Regions from separate parts of the Homo sapiens genome. Here region 2 is linked to region 1. A link is a contact called in ENCODE Hi-C or POLR2A ChIA-PET data. All regions are on one chromosome and are shown on one strand. Each heading gives the region's core, a stretch centred on a gene start or an enhancer-like site at or near the end of the contact. The rest is flanking DNA. Distances are from core to core; before and after follow the strand shown. Region 1 holds the start of LINC01930 (long intergenic non-protein coding RNA 1930). Region 2 overlaps DPYD (dihydropyrimidine dehydrogenase).

Region 1 (6,326 bases), core at 1,842-4,341:
AATTTCCTTGTTATCTTTGAGTAATTTCATAAAAATCCTTTTCACCATCCAGTGTGATTATAAACCAAATCCTGTGTACCCTTCTAAGATGGCGGCTTCCTCCACTAGAATGTTTTTGTTGTTCTTTTATGCCTGGCTCATTCCGACCCTTTCCTTCCGATCAGTTCCTGAAACTGAGTGTGTTGCATCTTCCTTGTATCACACAGCAAGTCCAAATTTCTCCCTTGCTTGACTTATTGTAATAATTGGAAATTATTCCTTGAAAGATTGCATGTCATGATACCAGTAACACCCAGTAAATTAATATGTTCCCAAAGTTCATTGATAAGTTACTTGTTGGAAGTTGAAGAATTCATTTGCCTAAAAAATGCTAAGTATAATTAATATTCCAGCCATATTTTGGATAATCTGAAATGTAGCTGAAACATATTACTGATAAAAACATAATTTCCAAAATTCTTATGAAAAGATGTATACCTGTAATCTCAGCACTTTGGGAGGCCGAGGTGGGTGGATCATCAGGTCAAGAGATAGAGACCATCCTAGCCAACATCATGGACCCCCCCACCGTCTCTACTAAAAAAAAAGAAAAAAGAAAAAACCCACAAAAATTAGCTGGGCGTGGTGGCATGCACCTGTACTCCCAGCTACTCCGGAGGCTGAGGCAGGAGAATCACTTGAACCCAGGAGGCAGAGGTTGCAGTGAGCCGAGATCATGCCACTGCACTCCAGCCTGGCGACAGAGAGAGACTTCGTCTAAAAAAAAAAGAAAGAAAGAAAAAAAGAAAAGATGTAGTACACCATAATCCAGCTCAACAACTGGAAGTCAAACGTTCATCACTCCTTCATTTTCTATTTTTTTGTGCTTCCTTGTCAAATTATGTAGTGCTGGATATATAGCAGGTGCCATGGTTTTTTTATTGCTTCAAAACTAAATTCTCAAACTTACTGGCTTGAAACAACAACTATTTAATTTGTTTACAATTTTGCAGTCTGTGCTGGACTCAGCAACTGATTCTTCTGCTTGTCTTGCTGCTGGTCACTTCTGTGGGTGAATTCAATTGGTAACTCTGCGGTGGGCAGGTCGGGAAGTTGAGAGAGCTAGGCATCTTTCTTTTTCCATGTAGTCACAGGTTCTCTCATTCTGCTTGGTGCTTCTCACATGCCCTTTCCAGAAGCATAGCTGTATTTCTGCCTGGAGGCTCAGAGCTCCTATGAGTGCAAAAGTGAAAACTTCCAGACCTTTTAAAGCTTGGTCCTGGAACTGGCACTCTGACATGTTCTTTTGATTAAGCATGTCATTGGTCCAGCCCAGATTCGATGGGAAAGAATTATACAAGGGGATGAATACCAGGAAACTTGTTCACTGGGGGCCATGAACGGAACAGACTGCCAGAAGGCTTAATCACTACTTACTGAGTTGGCTGCGAGAAATATAGAACAATGTATTCTATTCTTTAATTGTTGGGGGAAAATGAATTTAGCATTTTGGTAACATGCAAAAATCAACTAAATGGAAATTAAACACTTTGGTATGTACAGAGTGTGACTTGGGTTTTTTGGTTTTTTTTTTTTTTTTTTTTTTTTGAAAAAGTTCCACTTCACCACAATATCCTACCAATGGGAATTAAATTAAGAAATTTTCATTTTTTCTGTGTTAATTCCTGGTTTATAATGCTGAATAATACTTTAGAATACTATCCCACATACTTGGAATAAGGATGCAAAGCACTTGCTACTTTCTCCTAACCAAATATTTGATTTTATGTTAGCCTCAATTTCATAATTTTATGAGACCTCAGAAAGCAATTCATTAGCATCACAAAGAAAAATAATTAGTCAAAGCATCCCAAATAATGAGCTTGCCAGGTTAATGTTTAAAGATACCACAATTACTTGTTATTTTTTAACCACAATGCAAATGTTAGTCCTAACAGCTTATAATGAATAACTTCAGAGTAAAGTGGGAACTTTAACACCTCCTTCAAATTCCACCCTGTCCGTACCTTTATAGGAAAAAAAAGTGTGCTGGTTAGCATCTTTTGACTGCAAAGGCCACTCAGTAAGGTAATCTAAATAATGTTAGATAGTCAGGATGAAGATGCAAAATATAAATAAAAACAACAGTCTCAAAGACTGTGACATTTATAGGTCTCAGAGATTATTTAAGTCTCAAAATATTTCTAGGAAGCAGATCTTATCAGTCCCAGAAAGTTGTCAGTTAACCACTATTTCCTTTCCATACTTGTTTTTTCACTTGCAAATTTTGAACTCTACCTTCTATCTTTTCTGTCTTTCAGTTTCTGTTGACTCCTACATTTGTCTATTAATTTCATCTGGGATGTTCGGTGACATTAGGAATAGAACATTTCTTAATTGTGCAAGACTCTTTCACACACTGCACAATATTGATTCATCCTCAGACACTAAATGCTTGTGGCACACATGGTCATTGTGACACCTGAAAGTACCCCAGCACCTTGTCATCTCCCCTAGAAGGTGCAATAATCATTTGCACTCAGGGAAGAATAACATAGAACAACATGAGTTTTCTGTTTCCTCTCTGGCTAACAACTAGCTAGCTATCATTGTTTGTAACAGATGAGAGTTCACAAATATTGGTTGTTTTAGATGATTACATTTATTTGATTGACTAAAAATTAAGAGAACATAATCTTAACACATAATCCAGTAATAGTGCTTCTAGGTGCTTACCAAACTGATTTGAAAACTTATGAACATACAGAAACCTGCATGTGAAGCACATGATCATTAGTCATTAGAGAAATGCAAATCAAAATCTTAATGAGATATCAAATCACACCCATTACATGGCTATAATAAAAAAGATGGACAATAACAAGTGTTAGTGAGGAGGTGGCAAAATTGCAACTCTCAAACATTGCTGGAGGGAATCTAAAATAGTACTGCTGCTTTCAAAAATAGTTGGGGAACTCCTCAAAGAGTTAAGCAAAGAGTTACCATATGACCCAGCAATTACAGTGATAGATATATATCCATGAGAAATGAAAATATATGTTTATGCAAAAATGTGTACATAAATGATTATAGCAGCATTATTCTTAATAGCCAAAAGTGGAAACAATTCAAATGTCCAACAACTGACGAAAAGATGAAGTGTGGTATATCCATATAATGGAATAATATGCAGACATAAAGTGGAATGATTGACACATGTTTACAACATGGATGAACCTTGACAACGCTGTGTTAAGTTAAAGAAGCCAGACACAAAAGGTAATGTATCATTTGATTCCATTTGTAGGAAATGTCCAGATAGGCAAAGCTATAGAGACAGAAAGTAGATTAGTGGGTCGGAGGCAAGGGAGAATGGGAAATAATTGTTGGGTACATGGTTTTGGGTGCTGAAAATATTCTTGAATTAGATGGTGGTGATGGCTGCACAATACTGTGAATGTACTAAGAAACACTGAAATATATATTTAAAAATACATTTTAAAAAGATGAATCTTATGGTATGCAAATTATATCTAAATTAAAAAAATTAAATGATAAAGCTGCAAAGCAAATCTGCACGAGTTTTTAGAAGTCTTATATATAATAGGCAAAAACTGAAAGCAACCAAGATGTCTTTTGGTAGGTGAAAGGTTAAACAAACTGTTGTCTATCCAAACAATAGAATACTCTTTAGTGATAAGAAGGAAGGAGCTATCAAGTTATGCAAAAATATGCATGAAACTTACATGCATGTTAGTAAGTGAAAGCAGTTAGTCTGAAAGGCTACATAACTTACAGTTCAATGTATATGACATTTGGAAAGGGCAAAACTATAGATTCAGTGAACAGACCGGTGGTTGCCAAGGGTTCCAGGAGAGGGCAGGTTTAAATAGAAAAAATACAGCGGATATTTTGGGCAAGAAACTTTTCTGTATGCTATTATAATGGTGCATACATATTAAATGGTATGGCATACATATTAAATGGTGCATACATATTAAATGGTGCATATATATTAAATGCAATTTAATTTGACAATTAAATTGTCAAAACCCATAGAACTTTATAGCACCAACAGTAAAGCTTAACACATGTAAATTAAAACAAAATCATATAGGAGATTAAGAAATCCCATGATGGAAGGCAACGTGTGACAGAAGAATCTAACTCTACTACAAGTGGATGAAATAACCTCACTGAAGAAAGTAGGGAGAAAGGTACTGATGGAAGCAACTCCAGAAGTTTGTGGAGTCCACAAAGCTAGTGACAAAAGACATGGTACCTAAGCAATGTAGTATAGTTGACAAAGTTGTTTCCCGCAGGGTTATGGCTTAACAATTCTGACACTACCATACATATACACTGGAACTGAAGAATTAAGTAAATGGATGGTGGAAGCCAGGTTTCTCACTGTTGGAGTGGGAAGTTACAAAAACACTAGGGGTGGTTAGAATGATCAATGTAGCAATGGGTTAAAGTTAGAGACATTAGTATGAACTCATGTTTAATTTAGCACATTATTTAATTTCCTCTATATATTACAGCAGATTACGGAAATATTTACAGATAAATGTGCATACAAGGGTTAGTATACATAAATTTGTTTTTGCTCTGTCAGCTGAGAAGACCTAGAAAAATGACACTCCAATAGCAATAAGCACACCTAGTGCCCAGATCTTTGTTTCTAATGTACATTTCTCCAATTGAAGGAAGCAAGTTACCTGGGAAAATGGTTGATTCCAAAACTGAGGCTAGGAATATACAAGATAAGCTTGGGGCATATTGTAGTGCCAAAAAGTAAGGAAGTGTTAAAACACACATACACACACAGAGACACAAACACAGACACATAATGATGAGTGAAGGAGGCATATCAAAGGGACACTGGAGCCAAATGAAAAAGCTCTCAATGTCAAATGCTGGAAAAATTTGAGCAACAATAAAAAAAAAAGTAGTGTGGATTATAACTCAAAGTATAAAAAAAATCCATCAGTCCATATTAATATAAATAAATAATTGAATAAGTAAATAAATAGGGGAGAATAAACAGAGCTTTCATGCAGAATTCCAAATAATCTATGTAGGTACTTGGCTATAAGGAGGGGGAGCATAACTTCCCATCCTCTGTCCCTACTACCTATCCAAACCCTACCTTTTTTTCAAAGCACAAATCAAACTCTACTTATTTTATATTATTCTCCAATCTGGTCACTCCTCCCTACCACCACTGATCTTTCTTATTATTATTTTTTCTTTTTTTGAGACAGAGTCTGACTCTGTCACCCAAGCTGGACTACAATGGCATGATCTTGGCTCACTGCAACCTCCACCTCCTGGGTTCAGGTGATTCTCCTGCCTCAGCCTCCCGAGTAGCTGGGATTACAGGCACGCACCACCACACCCAGCTAAATTTTTTCTATTTTTAGTGGAGACAGGGTTTTGCCATGTTGTCTAGGCTGGTCTTGAACTCCTGAGCTCAGGGAATCCACCCGTCTTGGCCTCCCTAACTGCTAGGATTACAGGCATGAGCCACTGCGCCCCGCTGATCTTTCTTATTTCTAATGATTATATGTGGTCTTCTCATAAGGGACTTCATTCTAAAAAATACACTATGAAAAGAAATAGAAGAAGAGAGTAATTTTACAGTGGAGAAACCTGACAAACAATATCTCAGCCAGGTGAACAAATTTAATATCAACAGTGATAAGTCATATTGCTAGCACACACTTGTATTATGATGGGATAAAAATGGAAGTTTCCTTCTGAAGTCTTCATCCTAAAAATCTTTAGCCAATCTAATCATTAAGAAATACCAGACAAATCTAATTAAGGGATTCTACAAAATATCTGACTAGTACTACTCAAAGGTCATCAAAAACAAGGACAATCTGAGAAACTGCCACAGTGAAAAGGAACCTAAAGAGACATGTCCAGTAAATGTAGTATGGTACACTGGTGGGATCCTGCACGAGTGAAAACTATTAGGTAAAAGCCAAGGAAACCTGAGTAAGGTAGGAACTTAGTTAATGATAATGGACTAACATTGGATCATGAATGTAATATTCGTACCATACTAATGTAAGAAGGTACAATAATGGAAACTGAGTGTGAGATGAATAGGACCTCTCTGTACTATCTTCGAAACTTTTCTCTATATCTAAAACTATTCTAAAATTAAAAGTCTGTTAAAAGTAGAGGGATCGTCTAGGGATTATACACTGTCACTATTAAACTTTACTCTTCCACTGCATTTTCCACTCATTCACTGGTCATTCCACTCTAACATTTTATGATGGCTGTGGCTCCCGTGGAAGATGAACTTCCTCTTTTCCTGGCTTAGTTGTGAG
Region 2 (5,741 bases), core at 970-3,469, 41 kb after region 1:
CAGCTCTATAACCTGCATTTTAGGGGGTTATCATTCATTCGGATTAAAACTTTTAAAAATAAATATGTATTATATTCAGTAAAACAAATTTTAAAGCAAAAGAAATCGGAGCTATTTCATTCTTTGTGATATTGTTAAATATAGATTGTTTCTAGTTTTCAAGTTTTAATTTTGCTTCGTAGTAAATAAGAGATGTATTATCAAGCCTTTTCTTACTTAAATCTTAACAAGTGTGTAAATAGTATGAATGTTGCTCACAACCCACACTGTTTGTAATTAAGTGGCAAACTTATTAATTTCCATCACAGAAGTCTCCCATTAAGTCAAATTCTCTTCTGTGCCAGCCCAGTAACCTTAATTACGATGCAATATTTATCATCCTTTGGAATAATGTTTATATCTTTGAGTAAGTCTAAGTGTTAGGAAGGTTTAAAGAAAGCGTGGAACTATGTAGTGTTGGGAGGTACCTCTTTCTAAACACCTGGAAGTTATTGCAGTTATTTAGATTGAAATGAAAAATAATAGCTGTTTGTTTTCTAGTGGTATGCTCCATTTAAGAAAAGTCTTAAAAGGTAGATTGTTTTGTTTAGTATGCTCCTTTAGGAAAATATTCTGTGTCTAAAATAATAAAGAAATCTCATTAGAATCTGAATGTTACTAATTTGATGAAATTACCTCTTATTATATAGCAACATACCCCTGCTTTTAATTTATTTTCAGTCTTAATCTTTAAAATGACAGAGAAAGTGTAGGAAGCATTGTATTAAAGTGATGGTGATAATTTACATATCTTTGAGATGAATAACATTTCAATGGAAACAGCAAACTTAATGATTAAAGAATTACTTGACATGTGGGCATCCTGTAATCTTTCCTATGGAAATTAAAGAAAACCAGTTTTACCCAGTAAATCCAAAACACTGAACTTCTGACCTCTTATGCCTCTCTGGTCTATATTATTTATGCATCTTCTAATTCTTGCTCTTATGCTACTTTCAAGTATGGTTTCTTATCAGAAGTAGGCTCGTAGGCAATGTAAAGTCATGGATAATTCAAAGTATTCAGGAGCCTCATTGTAGTGATATTTTTGTATGAGTGTGGTGATGTCATAGAGTTAGGAGACTTGGTTCTAATCTTGACTCAGTCTTTAATATGGATTGTTCTTTTACTTCACTAGGCGCATCTGTAAATAGAGGTCCCTTGTGGCTCTTACACTCTAAGGAGATACAATTCAATTTATTGCAAGTCTCTATATTTATGCCTTATATAAGTTCCTGGAGATACTGAGAAGGGTAATAGCCAGTCATCATACTCAGTAAGCTGAAAGGCTAGTGGGGCAGACAGGCATATAAGCAGAGAATTTTAGACTATGTGGATTTCAATTGGAATACAAGAATTTGAGGGTTTAATAATATATGTAAACTATTTTATAAATTGATAAATATTAAACCCAGAATTTCTATTTTAATGGAAGTAGCATTACCTGACATTTCTGAATGGTAAATGTATTTTTGATACCAGAGCATCTGTGATTTTTTTACAATTAAAGAAAAATCTTAGCTTTTTAGACAAGATGTGTGAACTTAATTCAAATCCAACAATTAATTGAAAGGCACTGGAGACATGCTGTATTTCACTGTCAGTTTTTTGTTATTGTTGCTGCTTATATGTCATTTGTAAGATGACACCATTATTCAAGTGATGAGCCAAACAGTACTAAATATTTTTTTCTAAGCCAGTTTTCTATCCCAACTTTTATTTTCTGTGCATACTATTCCCCTTATAATCACAAATTGTTAATATGGGAGGTGTATTTACTTTTCTGTCTCTTTACAACCTATACTCATTGTTATCAAGTCCTGCTAGAGCTTCCTTAACAATATTTCTGAGGTTTGTCTCTTTCTTTTCATTTGAAGTAACACTATATAAGCAATGTGTACCAGGAAGTTTGGTATATATTGTGGCTTAATCAGCATATAATAGACTTTTCTTTAATCTGACTTATTTCAGGTCTTGTTTCTGTAGCTGCACCAGCGCAAAATTGATTTCAGTATTTACAGTGAATATGCAGCAATCGTTGAGTTACTACATTAAAATGAAACTAATATTAGCTGCCCATAGAAGAAGTACAGAGTAGTGAATAACAGTCCATAATCTGAAGCCAAAATATGTGGGTTAAGAATCTCTGTTACTTCCTGGGGAAGTTACTCAATCTCCTTGTGATTTAGTTTTCTCATCTGTACTTGAAAAACACTTGAAGGGGTGCCTGGCATACTGTAAGCTCTCATTCAACATCAGGTATTACCAAATAGTCATCTGATATAAGAACATTAAAAAATGTTCTTATATCATTTTTTAATATAATTTTTTTCGAATAAAAGACATTATAAAATTTTGATAAAAAGTTGCTAAACTGTCTTATTGTTGAAGTATATATTAGACTGAGAACACATCCAGAAATCAAGTTAGAATATTAATAGAGATAGGGTGTTTTGCATGGTGTATCTTGGGAGCACAGAAATGTGTTATCTACTGCGGCTTGATAGGAGGGAGGGATTTAACAGACTGGTTGGAAGTGTGGATTTTGGGGAGGGAGTTGTGTGCATGGGAGATTTTCAAAAAACAGTTTGCAAAGGAGCATTGGATATATTTTATTCACATCATTATGCTATATTGTAAAAAAATTATGTCAGTTAAAATGGAGAAACCTATTAGCAGTCAATGAATGGAGATGAAAATGAATTACTTTTTTTGTGCTGGCACAATAAAATTTCCATTGATCATTCTTTGAAATGAGTAAGTTTTGGTTTAGGATTTTTGACATTTGATGGATTTCAAGAAAAATACTTAAGCTGATGTGATTTCCCACTTATCTTTTAAGTACATAAGCCAAATGCTTTTATTTTGAAGTTTCCATGCACCCTGGTTTTGAATATTTTGCCTTGTTGATTGGACTATCAGTCCTTCCCATACCTAGTTGACCACCAGAATCACCTTGGGCACTGTAAAAACCAGGTGTTGGGGTATAACATGGGAAAAATTGCTAAAAGCGGCTTAAAGAAGACAGAACTTTATTTATTCCTCATGTAAAAGAAGTCCAGAGATAGATACTAGAGTGCGTATAGCACCTTTTTGTTGTCAACAGGTTTCTGTCTTTCCATTCTGATATCCTCAAGTTCACCTCTCTGTTGAAGTTAGCAGCTAGAGCTCCAAAAGCAGAGAAGAACAGGAAAAACAAGGTATACCTCTCCCTTTAATGAGACTCCTTAAAAGATACACACTTCTAAATGCATATTATTTCCTGGTACTTAGCTGAATGGCTTGTCAAAGCCTGGGAATTATAGTCTGTAGCTGAGAACTATGGCTCCCAAAATGTAATAGGGGTTTGCTACTAAGAAGGAAGGATGGAGTGCATACTGAGGCAGGAGAGCTGCAAAGTCTGCCACAGACATTTGTTAAACTGATTGATTCCCAAGGCCTATCCATGTATAATTGATAGATGTGTAGGGAAATCTGAGATATTCTGATGCAGCTGATTTATTCAGGAGTATCTGTGATAAGTTAACTTTTTCTACTTTAAAGCCCATGGTCCCATGACCACGTATCAATCTCTAATACATTTACCTAAGATTCCTATATAAAAGTGAGTAAAGAAATTACGTATTGCCATTTTGAAAATTTTTCTGTATTGTTTGTCCAGGTGCTCTATAAAATTAAGCCATGTGAAGGAGTGGCCACTAGAGTATGATACTCTTACTGGAATTCTGCATACACTCAAGGTGGGACACTAGGGAATAGATGTACATTTTGTATTGGGGGTTCCAAGACCACCTCCAGGCACAATTGATTTACTATAAATACCCTCAGGATATAGAAGTTGTTGTATTCATGGTTATAGTTTATTATGGTGAAAGAATAAATTAAAAGAAACAAAGGGAAAAGGCGCATTTGTCAAAGTTCAGAGGAAGTCACCCACAAGCTTTCAGTTGTCCTCTCCCAATGGAGTTACATGGCACACATTTAATTCTTCCAGCAAATGATGTGTGACAACATGTGAAGAGTTGCCAATAAGGGAAGCTCACCCAAACCTTAGTATCCAGGGTTTTTAATTGCGTGTTAGTCATGTATACATATAGTGCTGTGTGACTGACTTCAGTTATTCAAGGTTCAGACCACCAGAGAAAAAGCAGATACTCATCATTAATCACACTGTTAATGTAAACTAGCCAACTGTTACAACGTGGCCCAAGGCCTTTGGCATTAAAAAAAAAAACAAAACAAAACACTCTTGTCTGACAGAATAGTCACAGCTTGGTTCCTAGGAGTGAGCTGAGGGCCACTTCTTCTGAAAACAAGCCTTTCTTGGGAATGCTTAGTGTATTAGTCTGTTCTCACGCTGCTGATTAAGACATACCTGAAACTGGATAATTTATAAAGGAAAGAGGTTTGATGGATTCAGAGTTCCACATGGCTGGGGTGGCTTCACAATCATGTTGGAAGGCAAAGGAGGAGCAAAGGCACATCTTACATGGTGGCAGGCAAGAAAGCTTATGCAGAGGAACCACCATGTAGAAAACCATCAGATCTCATGAGACGTATTCACTACCATGAAAACAGTGTGGGGAAACCTCCCTGATGATTCAGTTACCTTCACCTAGCCCCACCCGTGTGACATGGGGATTATTACAGTTCAAGGTGGGTTTGGTTGGGGACACAGTCAAACCATATTGCTCAGGATTTGAGCAACTCAGGCCTATCAGGTTCTTTCCTGTACACATTTCCACCTGAAACAATAAAAAAGAAACAAAATATATGAAACAATTATTTTTAAGATACTGGCTATCAAGCAATGAAATACAGTGTTCCCTGAGAAACATAAACAAATGAAGGAAACCCTAATATTTTTCTAGTTTATCCTCTTGAGAGAGTTTATAGGCTGCAGATCAGAAGGGGGAAACCACACAAAGCCTGGTGGAATCCTTCAATTGGAGAGACAGAGCTGAAAGTCTAGGGAGACCAAGGAAGCTAGAGTTTGTAGAACAGAACAACAGAGAGGCTAGAGCTGCTCAGAGAGAAACCTGCAGATCAGCAGAGGGTTCCCCTTGAGTACTCCACAGAGTAATGATTAGTATACGCATGTGGGAAAATGACCCATGGCTGCGTAAAGAACAGTCCGACGGAACTAGCACTCACATGGGTCTGGGAATAATGCCTCCTCCCACCAGCCAGACTGGAAAACTTCATGATTCATACGACATTGGGTATTCAGAAGTTTTTTGCCTCAGTAGTGGGAAATAATTAGCCCCAGAGCAAATGCTGCTTGATTCCCTCCTCACAAAGCTTAAAACCAAGACCTGAGAGGATCAAATCATTTTCAAATAATTCAATTATGTCCTAGAACAAAACTCAAAAACATTTATAGGAATGCGAAAATATCATGTACCCAATATGGTAAAATTCACAATGTCTATCATCCAATTAAAAATAACTAGGCATGAAAGGATGCAGGAAAATACCACCCATAATGAGGATAAAAATTAATGTATTGAGACAAATCCAAAGCCGACACAGATGTTAAATTAGCAGAGAAGAACATTAAAACTGTCATTATAACTGTATTCTATATGTTCAAAAAATGAAGTAGAGGTGTGCAAAATAGATAGGAGACCCAAATTGAACTTCTAAAGATGGCAACTGTAAGGAGATGAAAAACACACTGGATAATATTGAAGACAGATTAG

What was found. A loop is a pair of places that touch in the nucleus more often than their neighbours do. ChIA-PET counts read pairs that join two places held with the same protein, here RNA polymerase II (POLR2A). Pooled maps may share reads with other maps.
Region 2: a loop to region 1 is called in a map of CD8-positive, alpha-beta T cell, with 2.0 times the contacts of the local background. The contact joins the enhancer-like site here to the promoter of LINC01930 in region 1. A Hi-C loop is called at or near these places in 2 of 168 maps with a recorded cell type or tissue (CD8-positive, alpha-beta T cell and endothelial cell of umbilical vein) and 2 of 50 pooled maps. POLR2A ChIA-PET finds 5 or more read pairs at or near these places in 4 of 52 experiments (PC-9, activated CD4-positive, alpha-beta T cell, activated CD4-positive, alpha-beta memory T cell and 1 more).

The regions. Positions count from the first base shown.
Region 1 is chr1:97,938,505-97,944,830 of GRCh38, reverse strand. LINC01930 (long intergenic non-protein coding RNA 1930) reads left to right here and starts at 3,091. Exons shown (of 2, transcript NR_146275.1): 1 at 3,091-3,258.
Region 2 is chr1:97,897,634-97,903,374 of GRCh38, reverse strand. All of the region lies in intron 1 of DPYD (dihydropyrimidine dehydrogenase), which reads left to right. Among named protein-coding and RNA genes, the nearest start is that of DPYD, 21 kb to the left of the region's middle. Within about 2 kb of position 2,219, at least 3 of the 41 ENCODE cell types and tissues checked have a DNase peak (open chromatin) inside an H3K27ac peak, as active enhancers do; they include endothelial cell of umbilical vein, where a contact is called at or near this core.